Linked DNA regions of Homo sapiens: region 2 is linked to region 1. A link is a contact called in ENCODE Hi-C or POLR2A ChIA-PET data. All regions are on one chromosome and are shown on one strand. The core of a region is the stretch at or near the end of the contact, and the rest is flanking DNA. Distances in the headings are between cores, read along the strand shown.

Region 1 (3,136 bases), core at 204-2,703:
AACTCCGACCGGTATGACCTTTCTTGTTGGCAGGTCATCTGAGGATATTAACTGGAGTACTTTGTCCCACAGTTCCCAGAAGAGCAGGAGACCTCAATATTCTAAGAAGCTTCACTGTTGAAAGTCTAAGTAGTTTGCCAAAAATGATTGATTTTCTTTACACTAAGGAAATTTCTCTTGTGTTTGCAATAAGTAGCTATCAAAGGGACATTTGTGGTTCTAAATTAGTTCCAGTACCTGTAAAGAGACCCATCCCAGCAAGGTGCGGTGGCTCACGCCTGTAATCCCAGCACTTTGGAAGGCCTAGGCAGGTGGATCACGAGGTCAGGAGTTCGAGACCAGCCTGACCAACATGGTGAAAGCCCATCTCTATTAAAAATACAAAAATTAGCTGGGCGTGGTGCTGCGCGCCTGTAATCCCAGCTATTCAGGAGGCTGAGGCAGGAGAATCACTTGAACCCAGCAGGTGGAGGTTGCAGTGAGCTGAGATCGTGCCACTGCACTCCAGCCTGGGCGACAGAGTGAGACTCCATCTCAAAATAAAAAAAGACCTATTCCTGAGAGGAGGCAGGCAGTGGGGAGACAGATGTGTTTCAGGAGCATGGAGGGAAGTTATCTGAAAAATGCTGGCTGCAAAGGGCAAGCGGCCACTCCTGCAAGGAGGTCTCAACACAGTATGACCAAGGGCCCTGCAGGTGGCAGAGCACAGCAAAAGCACAGCAAGAGCATGTGGTATTTATTCAAAGCCAAGGGAGGTAGGCAGGAAACCAGAATGCAGCTTAGTGAGGGCAAGAGCAAGGCAGGGCCCCAGCCCCAGCAAGACTGAGCAATGAAATGGCTTTAAAATAACAACAATCTGCAGTTATCAAAACTGGGGCCAAAATGGCAGACACCCTGAAATAAACTGGTGAAATGCAATCTTAAAACAGATGAACAGCAAATGAGCTAGAATCTTGGAGACTATTTGGTTGCCTCATATGATTTATAGGACTGGAGCAATGTTGCTGATCCTTATACTGAAATTTATGTCACGGGGAGAAAATATAATTCTAACTTACTAGAGAACCATGATTGAAGCTACTCAGGGCTGAGTGGGCAGAAGTATATCTTTGTCTCTGAGGGAAATTGTAAGACTTGCTTGTAGTTTATAAAAGTCATCCATAATTTTTAATCTTTTGTTTTGGGGGTCAGCCAAAATCCTACACCCTAACTATTGTAATCCAGGCGAGTGAAGGCAGTAATCTGAATTACCATGGTGATTGAGGGTTGGGGAGAAGGTGATGGGCTGAAACAATGACTGGAGTGGAAAGGGGGAAGGGGGCAGGAATTCAGGAATTGTGAGCAGGGAATTATTATAAAGAATGGTTCCCTGGTTTCTGCATTGGCTTGAACAACTCTGAGTGGACAGTGATGCTCATAGGAAGTGGGGACGGTCAGATGCCGGAATGCAAAATCCGGTCTCACTTTGTACTTCCTGTGTGAACCTGAGTCAGTTACTCAACCTCTCTGAGGATACAACAAATTTGAGAGTTCATATTTTGGTACATATGAGAGTCTATTAATTGTTAAGCCCTACAGTAAGTGATGAGAGTAATAAGACAAATAGAATACAGCTCTTGAATTCATTTTTTGCAGTCAGCTAGGAGAGACATGCAAAAACAATTAGCAAAATACAATGGGAGAAGCGCTAAAATATCTGTGTGCATAAAGCATTCAGTAAGCCCAGAATAATGTACTCTGCTTGCAAATATGGGGATAAGGAAGGTCTCATGTAGACGTGAGGAAAGAAGAATGGACATTGGAGCTAGGCTTGAATGAATAGTTTCACCAAAATACATTTTCTTTGTGATCTTAGACAAATTAATCTCTCCGAGCCTTAGTTTCCTCAGTTGGGGTTAATGATAGTACTTGTCTCAAGGAATGATGGTTAAATGAAATAATGCATGAAAAATCCTCAGCACAGTGCCTGTTACACAGCAAGAACTCCATGAATGTTTGCTATTTTTATTACCATTATTGCTATGGAGAGCCCTGGGAGTCAGTCAGCTCTGATGGACTCAATGATGTATCAAAGTCACAGCTAGTTAGTACCAGAGACTGGACCAGGATCCAGGCTGCCACTTTTATTCTCTAAAATGAAAGGAGAGCTCTGCCCTCGTCCAATTCCACTTTTTCCACTGAAGATTAAATTGGATTCTTTTATGTAAAGTGGACTCTCCAAGTGACTTTTCCCAAAGGAAAGTTTTGAATGAAATCATTTACCATTTGAATGAGCTCATATCCAAAAGGAGCACCCATTTGGATAGAGCCGATCAGTCTGCAGTATATACAATTTCACTTTGCTTACTGGTCATCTCCATTTTTTTTCCAGGCTACATATTTTTCTTATTTCAGCCTTCTAAACTCCCTGTTCTCTGCAGCCTATTTAATTGACTTTCATATCAAAGGAAAGTGAAAGCAAAAATAGGTTTTACTTATAATCAACATGCATTTACTGTTTGTCGTGATTTAGAAGCTCTTTGCTGGCACTATGGAAAGAGGCAAAAAAAAAAAAACAAAAAAAAAAAGCGTAGCCTCCATTTTTGAAATAGTTAAAGCAAGCCAGATCCACATAAAATAAGAAAACAGTAATTCTAGAACAATGTATAGATATTCTACAGTGATACGGGGTGGATTGAATACATTTATACAAAGGAGGCAAATTAAATTGGTGTTCTATTGAGTTGGAGTTAATGAGGATGTACAGAGAGAAAACAGTCAATCATTTCTGTGGCAAGCGCCATGTTAGGTGCTCCTATAGAGTATCTAAAGAAAATGATGTCTGAGTTAGCTCAAGAAAATGGTAATGGACTCAGATTGGCAAAGAGAAAGGCAGGCAAGTGGTTCTCATCAGAATCACCAGGTCCTTAAAAAAAAAAGCACAACACAACAAAACAAAAAAACCAAAAAAACCCCAAAACTTTTGTGTCCAGGCCGCACCCTCAGCGATTCTGCCTCAATTCCTCAGGGTGAGCAGCCCAGGTGTCCAGCTTTATGAAGGTTCCCAGGGCAATCTATTTTGCAACCTGGGCTGAAAACCTCTGCTTTAGGGCAAAGGCTGGATGATGACTATGCCCAAGTCCTGGGTGGAGAGAGG
Region 2 (3,136 bases), core at 402-2,901, 72 kb after region 1:
TACAATGAGAAAGTAGCAAAAGAAAATGAGCTGATGGTTTTTGTTTTTGATTTAGAGGATTATAATCTCCAGGAGGTCAGTGACATTCTTTAGTGAGTTCTCTAAAACAGATAGGACATTGCAGAGTGCTTAATAAATCTAATCATTGAACAGATTTTTGACAAGATTTGCATTGTACAGCCAAGCTCTGCACATGAGAGCAAGACAGACTTGTAAATCACCTATCATCAGTGCCAAGGTTTGTATCCATCTTCAAATTCTTATTTTCCAGATTTGAAAGACTCAACTATAGCCTACAGAAAAGATGCTCAATGCCTTAGGAAAATGTTTATTTTTTAAAAAAGAATGATACTGGCTAAGAGTAAAGAGTTGAAAGGAGAAAGCCTCCATTACTCTAGTTTTCCATACTAAATATCTTGACTAAAAGATTAAGCAGCTGCAAGATGTTTAATGATTTTCTATTACTGAGGACATAAGGAAGACATTTATTTTTCACACATAACAAAATATAGTTTGAGCAATTATGATGTAAGTCACATCCAGACAATGTGAAATGTAAAGTTCTGGATCAAGGGAGTATATGGATCCAGTTGGCTTTCTGCCCATCAGGGAGACACATTGGCTGCAATTACAAATGAAGCAAATTTTCTGTGGTGTAAACCTGTATGTCAGTGGTAAATCTGCTGTGGTGCTTAAAAAAGGCCAGAGTGAATCACTAGATTGTATACACATTCTCCAACAATATGTGTAATTAGGCCAAGAGATGAACGCCTAATTTAAAATAACAATGGCAAACATTTAGAGTGATTACTGTGTATTAAATGTCCATTTTATTATTTCAATTAATGTTTTTTATAACTTCATGAGGACCAAACTATAATTATACCCATTTTAGAGAAAAAAAAAGGGAAGTTCAGAGCATCTTTTTTTTTTTTTTTTTGAGATGGAGTCTCGCTCTGTCACCCAGACTGGAGTGCAGTGGCATGATTTCAGCTCACTGCAACCTCCCTAGGTTTAAGCGATTCTCCTGCCTCAGCCTCCCGAGTAGCTGGGATTACAGGCGCCCACCACCATACCCGGCTAATTTTTGTATTTTTAGTAGAGACGGGGTTTCACCATGTTAGCCAGGCTGGTCTCGAACTGCTGACCTCAAGTGATCTGCCCACCTTGCCTTCCAAAGTGTTGGGATTACAGGCGTGAGCTCCACCACACCCGGCTCAGAGCATCTTTTATCACTTATTTTGACAGAGACAGGAAAGAAGCTTAAGTCCATGGTGCTCTTAATTACTTCTCTACTACTCCCATCAGCAGGAACTTCCTAAGGCAGAGCAGCCAACTTAAGTCAACATCTAGAAAATTCTCTTTGGACATTTAATTAGATTAAATTATTGTTCTACTAAAAAATGTATTAGAACATGTAAAACATGCATTCTTATTTCTACGTATTGGAGAAAAATGGCAAAGGAGATTTCTTTAAAAAAAGAAAGCCTCCAACATTTTAAATTAATTAAAATACTCAGTTTGCTTTGGGCTTCATTTTAGTTTTCATTTTTTTAAGATCTGAAGTGGTTTGGTTTTGAATGAGTCAGTGTTTTCAGAGCAGATTCTCTCCTTCAGGGCAATGAGTACCCACTAACGATTCATAACTTTGTAGCCATGAAAGGAACCATGCAAAAACAAGTGAGAAGCCCCTGCCTTCTGCCAAAGTCTCATTTATAAACCGTCGCCTACAATGTATCACCGGGATTGTTTCTTTCCTTGTGTTTAAAGAATAAGATTTTTTCACTCATTTTTAATGCTTTATGGAGAAATAATTCACATAACATACACTTTATCCATTTAAAATGTACAATTCAATGGTTTTTAGTATTTTCATAGACATGTGGAACCATCACCACAATTTTAGAACATTTTTCATCACCTCTGAAAGCAGCCACATACCCTTTAGCTATGTCCCTTTTCTATACCGCCATTTTTTCCACCCCTAGGCAGCCACGAATCTACCTTCTGTCTTTATAGATTTTCCTGTTAAGAACATTTCACATAAATTGAATCATATAATGTGTGATCTTTTATGACTGGCTTCTTCCACTTAGCATAATGTTTTCAAGCTTCATCCACGTTGTAGCATGTATTGTACTTCATTATTATTATTATTATTTTTTGAGATGGAATTTCACTCTGTCACCCAGACTGAAAGGCAGTGACATGATCTCAGCTCACTGCAACCTCTGCCTCCCGGGTTCAAGTGATTCTCCTGCCTCAGCCTCTCGAGTAGCTGGAATTACAGGTACTGACCACCATGCCTAGCTAATTTTTGTATTTTTAGTAGAAACGGGATTTCATCATGTTGGCCTGGCTGGTCTTGAACTCCTGACCCCAGGTGATCCTCCCACCTCAGCCTCCCAAAGTGCTGGGATTACAGGCATGAGCCACTGCGTCTGGCCTGTACTGCATTCTTTTTTATGGCCATAACATATTCCACTATGTAGATATGCCTCATTTTCTTAATCCATTCATCAGTTGATGGACATTTGAGTTGTTTCCACCTTTTTTTCTATTATAAATAATACTGCTATAATCATTTGCATACAAAATTTTGTGTGGGCAAATGCTTTCACTTCTCTTGAGTATATACCTAGAAGTAGAATTGCTGGACCATATGGTTACTCCTTGTTTAACTGCTTGAAAAACAGACTATTTTCCAAAGTGGCTGCATCATTTTACATTTCCACTAGCAGCACAGGAGGATTCCAATTTCTCCACACCCTTGTCAACATTTGTTATCTGAATTTTTGTTTTTAGCTATCTTAGTGGGTGTGAAGTGGTATCTCATTGTAGCTTTCATTTGCATTTCTCTGATGACTAATAACGTTGAGCATCTTTTCATGTACTTATTGACCATTTGTGTATCTTCCTTGGAGAAATATCTATGAATATCATTTTTCTATTTTTTAATTGGGCAATTAATCATTTTATTATTATTATTATTATTATTATGGAGACAGAGTCTCACTCTGTCCCCCAGGCTGGAGTGCAGTGGTGTGATCTTGGTTCATGTAACCTCCGCCCCCTGGGTTCAAACAATTCTCATGCCTCAGCCTCCCCCAAGTAGCTGGGATTACAGGCACCTGCC

Evidence for each region. Hi-C counts contacts between places; a loop is a spot of excess contacts on that map. ChIA-PET counts read pairs that join two places held with the same protein, here RNA polymerase II (POLR2A). Pooled maps may share reads with other maps.
Region 2: a pooled map shows a loop between it and region 1 (3-fold over the local background). The contact joins two enhancer-like sites. A Hi-C loop is called at or near these places in 1 of 168 maps with a recorded cell type or tissue (sigmoid colon) and 6 of 50 pooled maps. POLR2A ChIA-PET finds 5 or more read pairs at or near these places in 7 of 52 experiments (CD8-positive, alpha-beta memory T cell, IMR-90, K562 and 3 more).

The regions. Positions count from the first base shown.
Region 1 is chr12:47,191,593-47,194,728 of GRCh38, reverse strand. All of the region lies in intron 2 of PCED1B (PC-esterase domain containing 1B), which reads right to left. Among named protein-coding and RNA genes, the nearest start is that of MIR4698, 5.3 kb to the right of the region's middle. Within about 2 kb of position 1,453, at least 4 of the 41 ENCODE cell types and tissues checked have a DNase peak (open chromatin) inside an H3K27ac peak, as active enhancers do.
Region 2 is chr12:47,119,831-47,122,966 of GRCh38, reverse strand. The region is part of intron 2 of PCED1B (PC-esterase domain containing 1B); the gene reads right to left. Among named protein-coding and RNA genes, the nearest start is that of AMIGO2, 41 kb to the right of the region's middle. Within about 2 kb of position 1,651, at least 2 of the 41 ENCODE cell types and tissues checked have a DNase peak (open chromatin) inside an H3K27ac peak, as active enhancers do.